Regions from separate parts of the Homo sapiens genome. Here region 1 is linked to region 2. A link is a contact called in ENCODE Hi-C data. All regions are on one chromosome and are shown on one strand. Each heading gives the region's core, a stretch centred on a gene start or an enhancer-like site at or near the end of the contact. The rest is flanking DNA. Distances are from core to core; before and after follow the strand shown. Region 1 holds the start of BTG3 (BTG anti-proliferation factor 3). Region 2 has its middle 100 kb from the start of SAMSN1-AS1.

Evidence for each region. A loop is a pair of places that touch in the nucleus more often than their neighbours do. Pooled maps may share reads with other maps.
Region 1: a map with no recorded cell type shows a loop between it and region 2 (7-fold over the local background). The contact joins the promoter of BTG3 here to the enhancer-like site in region 2. A Hi-C loop is called at or near these places in 1 of 168 maps with a recorded cell type or tissue (naive thymus-derived CD4-positive, alpha-beta T cell), 1 of 37 single-sample maps with no recorded cell type and 7 of 50 pooled maps.

Annotation. Positions count from the first base shown.
Region 1 is chr21:17,610,453-17,614,807 of GRCh38, forward strand. It overlaps BTG3 (BTG anti-proliferation factor 3), which reads right to left and starts at 2,449. Exons shown (of 5, transcript NM_006806.5): 1 at 2,247-2,449. BTG3-AS1 (BTG3 antisense RNA 1) reads left to right here and starts at 1,234. Exons shown (of 1, transcript NR_149073.1): 1 at 1,234-3,662. It also overlaps a transcript of CXADR not described here.
Region 2 is chr21:14,683,847-14,688,618 of GRCh38, forward strand. No RefSeq gene overlaps it. Among named protein-coding and RNA genes, the nearest start is that of SAMSN1-AS1, 100 kb to the left of the region's middle. RefSeq lists a silencer at 568-677 and enhancers at 2,886-2,935, 2,956-3,055. Within about 2 kb of position 3,050, at least 7 of the 41 ENCODE cell types and tissues checked have a DNase peak (open chromatin) inside an H3K27ac peak, as active enhancers do.

The DNA of each region.
Region 1 (4,355 bases), core at 1,199-3,698, 2.9 Mb after region 2:
ACATATTTAAGAAATGGAAATTCAGGTCACCCGCAGAAAAACAAACTAAAAGAAATAATCAGAGATTTAGCTACATTTTGGATTGCCTCAAAGGACTTTAAAAATGGTATATCTGATTTATCATTGATTAATCCTTAAGGGCAAACCCTTGTCCTAAGATTGTTTTGATGTATGTTGTCTCTACTCAGTGAGCTCATTCATCTGGCTGCTGTAACCTGGAGTTATTAAGATGCTGCCTTTAGTAAGCAACATCACCTTTTTGGGAGCCAATTACGTATTAAAAACATACAGCCTCTGCTATGTTTAGCATAAAAACAACTAACCTAGCAGTAGTTTGTGTTCCCACATTTCCAAAAAAATAAAGCTGATTGTTAGCTTTCTTTTCTCAAACTGCTCTTTCAGTCTCTCTTCAGAATATGACTCCTTTATTCCAAGTGCAAATTCAAACAAGGAACCTCACTGTGAAATAAATTCTACACAGTTATCTGAGAGGTGTGCTGGCAGCCGCAGATAGCCTGATGGAGGGGAAGGCACACAAATCTTCCTCCCAGAACCCTAGAATGAGAAATTCACCTTCTACAGCCAGCTAGCAGGCACCGGGCATGGGTCCACACACGAGTGTACACGTATACATAACCCCAGCCCACCACGACTGCTGTGCAGCCTCCTCCTGAAAAATGTAAGCCATTTCCACTTTGTAAAGCTACGTTTATATTCCACCACGATACGATGGAAAAGAAAACCCAAGGCAATTTAATATACGGGTTGGGAAGAAAGTTTTGCTGATGGAACTACATTAGCCTCCACTCCAGCAAAGCAAACAAGGAACCACACTAAAGAAATGTACTGAATCTTTTAACTAGATCTTTCTCCTCATTCATTACATTTGCCAACTATGTGCCACATATCTGAGTTCTGGATTTGTTTCTGTTTGCTCTGCTTCATATAAAAAAATAGAAAAGAAGGAAAGAACCACTTAGTGGTTGCTTTTGGTTGTAACACAAGATGACTCATTTGGACTTTTGTTTTCCCCGTTTGAAGAAATGATAGCTCGAACAGCTGAAAAATAAGCCCACTCCCACCAGTATTCTAGGAGTACCAAAAGGTGAAAGAGGGAGAGTTACAGTCAGGGCAAGAACCACCAGAGGCAAGCAGGGCCAAGAAGACCTCAGGCGTCTTGAGTAAGTAGGCGTCCTCCACCCACACTCAGAGCAAAAGGCTCCCATTTTAAATATCGCACGGTGACGTCATCCTGGGACCTCGTCACCGCGGCGGCTGCTCCTCAAGTTCTACTTTGTTCCACAAGGCTCCTCTGCTCACGGCTGCGTGGATAAAACCCAAAGGGAATCCAGAATCAAGCTCGGCCTCGCAGGAGTTTATAACTTTTGTACTTTTCCCTCCCTTGTAACGAAAAGCTAATCGCAAACGTTTCTAGGAACACATTTTTCTCCTGATAGACGTTCCCAAGGTGGAGGGCGCGAGAAGACTGGCCCGTGGGGTGAGGAGCCCCGGCCCGACCTCAGCGGCGCCACAAAGCCATGAAGAGGGGAAATAATTTTCCAAGGGGCTAAGAGTTGGACTTTCTGAAGCCATCGAAACCTGCTGCTAGGCTCTCCCGCTGGGGTTTTGAGAGAGGTAGGTGAGGAGGGATCAAACATCTCCACCCGCTCTTGAAAGAACCGCCTTGAGCTGCGCCCAACTTCTGCAATCCCGGTTTTCCCCAAGTTCAAGGGGAAGGGCCCTGGCGCCCAATGCCCAGCCTCCCCGACAACATCCTCGCCAGGGTGCGCCTGCCCCGCGGGTCCGCTGTCCCCGGCGGGCGGCCCTGGGTTCGAGGACCCGGCTTCCCGGAGGCGCGACTCTCCAGCAAACAAGCGGAGCTCCAGAAAAAACACCGACGCGAAGGGGGTGGACAGAGGGTGGGAAGCCGCGGGGTTGTCGCCCACCCGGAGGCGGAATGTAACGCGCTGTGGGAAACGTGGCAGGAGCCCTGAGGCGGCGTCTTTTTCCTCAGGCGCCCGCCGAGGGTCCCGCGGAAAGCCTCGCGGGCCGCCCTCGCGGCCCGCAGCCCCGCTCTGGCGCCGAGCCGGAGCCCATGCAACCTGGTTCCATCCCCTGCCCCTCCCCTGTCCCCGGTGCGCCGCCCGCCAGCGAGCCTTCGACGTGGCCGCAGGGGCGACGGGACCACCCTCCCCCGATACCCACAGCCCCGCCATGTCTGCCTTTCCCCGGCCCGGTCTCCTCACCGCCGCTGCCGCCGCCGCTCTTCGGCCGGAGATTCGGCGGCCCAGACCGTGTCCTGGCCGGGAACTGAGGGCTCCGCCTCAACGGGCCCGCGCTGGGCAACAGGGAGCGCAGCGAGCCTCGTCCGGCGCGTGCGGCTCCCGCGTCGTCGGGCGGCCAAGCGCGCGTTGAGAGGACTGGCGGGCGGACGAGCGCGCACACGAGTGAGCGCAGCCCCAAAGCGGCGCGCAGGGGGCTCGCGGCCCGGAAGAGGGGAGGGGCGATGACCCGGGAAAGGGTTGGCGCGCGCGGGATCGGCTCGCGCGCCTGAGGGGCGGTGCCGGGGGCGGGGCTTCGCCGCGAGGCCACCCCCGAGCCCCGGGCCTAGCCGCACGGGAGGCGACACACCCTCGCCCTACCCTGAGCCTGGCGCAGACCCTCGACCGCGACGGCGCGGTCCGCAGAACCGCGGGCTTCCCTCCCCGGCAAAAAGCGGCGCTGAAGGCCTGTGGGACCCCCGCCCGGCCGCCCTACGTGCGTCAGCGCCTTCGGGGGTCGCGCGGGCTTGGTCCTTTCGGCTGTCTCGGCCTTTTTGTTTCCCCCTCAGGTCTCTCCACGCTGCACTTGACACCCTCAGGGCGGAATGGCGAGTTCTAGACCCAGCTCTCTAGACCCGGGGCTTCATGGGGGACACGGACTCGACGGGAAGGGGAACTTGGCATTTATGGACAGATCCTCATCCTTCTTGCTGTAGTCAATTACACGCACGTTAACCGTGCAGCCGCCCTGCTGTATTTTAGGCGGTTGTTGGCACTCCTAGTTGGGCCCTTCCCTGGCCCCTCACAGCAGGGCCTGCCTCCTGTGGACGCTTGTGTGCTGCCCTGGCACCGGCCACTGTGTTTTGCATAAAGGAGAGGCTCCAAAGATGTTGGCCAAAGGAATGAAGCCTTGAGAGTCCAGGCTTTCTATTTCTGAGACACTCTACTCAAGGACTTCCCAGATGCAAAGCTTCATCTTTGAGCAAATACAAATATGGAGAGGGAACATTAACTTTCTGAAGAAAAGAAGGAACATCTTTTCAACCTTTTATATTGAGTTAACACCATGGTCTTAGTTTTGTGAAAGCACTTTAATACATCCAACTAGCGGGAGGAATACAAGATATTCCTACCTTTTTATTATTATTATTAAAAGAGGGCTAAACCATGTTGTAAACTACTTAAGAACTGAATGTTCAAGTTGTACAGTATATTGGCCAGATTCCTTACTGCCCACTAGGCTTGGGAGCATGTTTTCAGCTCAGTTTTATGAATGTTTTAAATTTGTATTACTGATCTTTGTTATAGCCAATTAGCAATTCAAAATGGTAATTTTTTTAGCAGTAATAAATATACCATCCCCCAAACAGTACAATAAACTTTATTTGTAAAAAAAAAAAATTATACTCTTCTAGGACTTAGTCTACTTACTGGTACATTTAAAGAGGATATTTACACCTTGGAGTCTTCTAGGAGGTGTGAAGGTGTTTTTATTTTAAAATCATAACAATCTGATGAGGTTATTTTTACAGATAAAGGCCTTTAATTCTGCAGTTTCATAAAATAGCTAGGTAACCACCCACATTACTCAAAATTTGTCCAGAAATTTCTATAGTTTAGGATTAGTATTTTGTGTAGTATTTATAAATCTGTGGTCCACATTTTCCAGTCTTAGAGCAGTACCATATTCAAAAAATACAGGCAAGAACCTGAAACCCAATTTCAAAATGACTTTTAAAAAATTCTCAGGCTGGGCACTGTAGCTCATGCCTGTAATCCAGTACTTTGGGAGGTCAAGGAGAGAGGATCATTTGACTCCAGGAGTTCAAGACCAACCTGGCCAACATCATGAAACCCAATCTCTACAAAAAATACACAAATTAGCCAGGTGTGGTTGCATGCAGCTGTAGTCTCAGATACTCTGAAGGCTGGGGTGAGAGGATCACCTGAGCCCAGGAAATTGAGGCTGCAGTGAGCTATGATAACATCATGGCACTCCAGCCTGGGTGACAGAGCAAGACTCTGTCTAAAAAAAGAAAAAAAAATTCTCATAGCTGAACACTGTGAAATAGACACATAGCAAACAATGTCTCT
Region 2 (4,772 bases), core at 1,800-4,299:
GCAGTGACATGATCTCCACTCACTGCAAACTCTGCCTCCTGGGTTCAAGCAATTCTTATGCCTCAGCCTCCCGAGTAGCTAGGATTATAGCTGCATGTCACCACACCCAGCTAATTTTTGTATTTTTAGTAGAGACGAGGTTTTACCATGTTAGCCAGGCTCGTCTTGAATTCCTGACCACAGGTGATCTGCCCTCCTAGGCCTCCCAAAGTGCTGAGATTCCAGGCATGAGCCACCGTGCCCGGCTGGGAGGAATCAATCTCTTAAATGTAGCAAGGGCCTTTTGAAATCTAAATAAAACACAAAAGGGCAAAACATTGACTAGCCGAACACTGGTCTTCTGACCCATCTGGGGTCTCAGCCTGGGCTACACTGAGCTACTTCTTGTGGTGCCTTGAAGTCAGTTAATTTCACTTCCTGTTTTCTGGGCCACTTCACCTCTCCACTATATCCAATTAATCAATACTTTCTAGTAATACCACATCGAATAATAAAACTCACATCAGAAGCCACCATCACTCCCACCTCATTTTTAATGGCCCATGCCTTATTGACCAGCTCTGTAATTACTTACCAGGCTCACTGCATGCCATTTACTTTAGCACCAACAAACTCATTCCCTTGCTGACCGGTGTGGATATGCCACTCCCCTACCTAAGTCAGTGCTTTTTCTTCATCTAAAGTACCATATGTTAATCTGGAGTTTGAGTCTTGAAATACCTTCTAAAATCTATATACATTTGGGTTTTTCTGCATCAGTGCTTATTTTTCTTGGTTGACAATGCACTGCGTCCTTCATATTCTAAAACAGGCCTGGAATTCATTCAAGATGAATATCTTCAGAACAAAGCCAAAGACTTTAGCATAGACTGCAAGAATTATTTTTGAGATAAAGTTTCAATCTTGTTGCCCAGGCTGGAGTGCAGTGGCACGATCTCGGGCTGCCCGGGTTCAAGCAATTCTCCTACCTCAGCCCCCAGAGTAGCTGGGACTGCAGGTGTGCGCCACCACGCCCGGCTAATTTTTGTATTTTTAGTAGAGACGGGGTTTCACCATGTTGGCCAGAATGGTCTCAAACTCCTGACCTTGTGATCTGCCCACCTTGGCCTCCAAACGTGCTGGGATTACAGGCATGAGCCACTGCGTACAGTCAACTGCAAGACTTTCTATGATCTAACCCCAAAAGACCTCTGCCATTCCAGGGTCACCATCTGCCCCAAACACTTAATGCCCAGCCATATCATACTCCTTTTAAGGTCCTCTAACTGCACCAACTTTCTAACTTTTCCATGTTTTTGCACATGTTGCTTCTCCTTGTATTTTGGACTCTTCACCATCATTTATTGTCCAACTTCAACTCCCTTTTCAAAATCAAATTAGAAGTCACTTTTTCTGTGAAAGTTTCTCAGCCTCCACTATGCTAATATGCAGTTGATAGCTTTATCTTAGTTTGCTGTGGTACCTGGGCATATCTCTATCATGACAATTTTCAAATAATATTGTAGGTGTGTATGCAGCTGGCCCACTTTGAAGAGTGGGCTACCAGAAAAAAGAAGTTGTATTTTATTCTTGTTGGTAATCTCAGAGTCCAGCAGTATCTAACACTTAGTAAGTGCTCAGTCAAACTTTGATGAGGCAAAGAGCATAAAGTCAGCTGAGCAAGAAGACAGAGACTTTTGATGGAAACAGAAAACTTCAGGGCCATATTTCACTCATGAAAACCATCCCCAGGGCAATAACTAATTAATAGCAGGCATTTGGTAGAGGCGTGTTGCTGAGAGTGAACCCCTTTAAAAATCGAAATGATAGAAAGTTTTTAGTTACATTATGCACTGACAAATTACTTGAGCAAAAGCTGAGAACTAACTGTCTGCTTATAGCAAAAGGAACTTGAAATAAGGAAGTGACATCCCAGGGTGCAATCACATGTTACTTAAGAAATTCAGCAGAATTTTAGCAGTAGAAAAATTTAGCAATTGAAACCAACCCTGAATAGAATTCTTTTCTTAGTTCCAATTGGCTATGTATAACCATTTACTCACAAGGCAAAATTGGAAATTAATATTAGAAATACCTATCATTCCATTTATAGTAAATAATTATGCTGGATTTTACTATATATTGAGTTGCAGATACAGTTGTTCCCAATCCATAATTATGCTTCGTTTTTTTGTTTTTTGAGACGGGGTCTCGCTCTGTCACCATGCTGAGAGTGCAGTGGTGTGATCTCGGCTCACTGCAACCTCCGCCTCCTGGGTTCAAGCGATTCTTGTGCCTCAGCCTCCTGAGTAGCTGGGATTACAGGCATGCACCACCACACTCAGCTAATTTTTGTATTTTTAGTAGAGATAGGGTTTCACCATGTTGGCCAGGATGGTCTCGATTTCCTGACCTTGTGATCTGCCCACCTCAGCCTCCCAATGTGCTGAGATTACAGGTGTGACATAATTATTCTTAATTAACCATTTTGTTGTTTGTGGTCTTATAAAATCTTTAGTTAAAAGAAAACCTGACTGTCACAATCAAGGTTCCAGGCCCCGGAATGAGGGACGCCAGATGAGAAACGAGACTTAGTGATGATTTCTATAACAACATTTATCCCAACCACACATTACATTTGTAATCTCTTAGACCTTGTAAAGGGGATTTTATTAAAACTACAAAAAGTAAACGTATATGGATCTAAATAATTAAGACAGAGAAGATAAAGTTAGCATCTGAGGCTGCAGGTAGGATGGATTTCAGCTGAGCTGGAACTAGAGCAGAAGCAACCTGTGAGAAGGGTTATAGACAGACGTGCGAAAGAAGGTGTTTAAGAAGTGTTGCAACTTTCATTTTCACATTCTCAATGTTCTCACTCTGGTTTTTGTGTGACCCCAGACTGATATGTCTTCCAAAGCAGTACCCAATGGCTGGAATTCGTGTACATTATCATTTATTATTTTAAATGTTTTCAGAGTTATTGTGATCTCTTCTGCCACACCAAATTTATGCAGAGTCCTTGGCAAAGAATGTAGTGGACTTGCCCACATTCCACTCCATTCCCTGTCCTCTGACCTTCAGCACAGACCACAGAACAATGGTTGAGAACGCAGACTATGGGAGCCAGACTGTCTGGTTTCCGGTGTCCGTGACCATGAGCAGACTGTGTGCTTTGCATTCTTCCATCTGTCTAATGGGGACAATAATAGTTCCTCCCAGGCTTGTTATAAAAATGAATAGTTACTGTCAACTCTAAGCAAAGCTCTTAGATCAGTTCCTGGAGCATCACAAGGCCCTGTATGTGCTTGCAAAATAAATAAATAGCTCCACTTTGGGCAGGTAAAGTGAAGTGTTGAGTAAATTGTTTCTTCATAGTGAATAAAGAAACGGTTATGGAATGCCCAGCATAAGCCTTAAACACATCCACTCTTCCCCCTGGGTGAAGCCAACAATGATACTAGGGGGATAGTTATCATTCCTGCCTGCAACCCAGAACTGAGGAAAGAGGACCAGGAAGAATATCAGGGCTCCTATAACCTTACCCTTTATTTTTGCAAATAAAGGAACTGAAAGAGTTTAAAGAATTTGCTGAAAGCCACACCACATATTTAGTGTGAGTCACAAACCCATTTCTTGTGACTATCAGCTTAGCTCTCTCCATTATACTCATGTCATTAGAGTGGTTATGACAGGAAAGCAGAAGAAAGGCCAGGAGTCCAGGGGTTCCTTGATGAAACACCATGGAGATGTAACAGGCAAAGAAAGAAGATGGGGCCCCAAAATATAACTTTCTCTACCAGTTCTGCCAGAACTTCTCAGACTGGCTTAAGCAAATAACTTTGCACAATTTTTTCATCAGCTAAGAGAACAGTTTATGAATGCCTTAAATAAATTTGACTATTTTTTAGCTTAATTGATAAGAAAATGCATTTCCATTTACAGAAACTAAAAGTAACCTACTTGAAAACTCAGTCCTCAAGCTTTAGAGTTTGCGTGCACTCTGTAGGAATGCATAACTGTAGGAATGGGGTTATGATTTGCCTTTGGGAATTCTTGAAGTGAGTCTGTTTACTCTTGTATTTCAGCACCTAGCCCAGTGCACAGCATTCAGTGAATATTTCTGATTTCCTATTTTAGTGTATATCAGCGGCCCTCAAACTTTACTGAACATGAGAATCACTTGGCAGAGCTTGTTAAAAAAAGGTGGATTCCCTCAATACAACCCCTAGAGGAGAATGGCCCAGCAGGCCTGTGGGGCATTTTTAACAAGGTGCTCTTGATTCTGAGGGAGGCAGTCTTACATAATGCTCAAATTGGAAATATAAATAATAAGCTCATATCAATTTGTCACCTTTAGAATTTGAACCAAAATTTCCCCCACCTACACATGCCTCACAAAGCTATGTTATAGGTGCTCTCTAACTCACACGCCTCAGGGATCCCATCAGCACCATGTTTTTTTCTAGCCAGAATTCTAATGAAATGTAAGAGTAGTATTCTCCTCATGCAAAACTTAATTCTGTCAACTCTTTCTCAATATTTGGTTATTTTTGTTAGTGAGGCTTAATTGCAGAGAGCTGTTTAGAGAAATGTTGAAGGGCTAAATTTGACATTTTCAGCACAATGGAAGATTTTTGACCTCCTGGACTAGAGACTTAGTCAATATATCTTCAAGTCTATCCTTTTGCTTGTTTTCAAATACTATAAATTAGGACAATGATCTCAGAGTAGGGCTCACATCATGAGAGGCAAGGTGACTGCGGAGCAATTATATGACTGATACTAGCCTT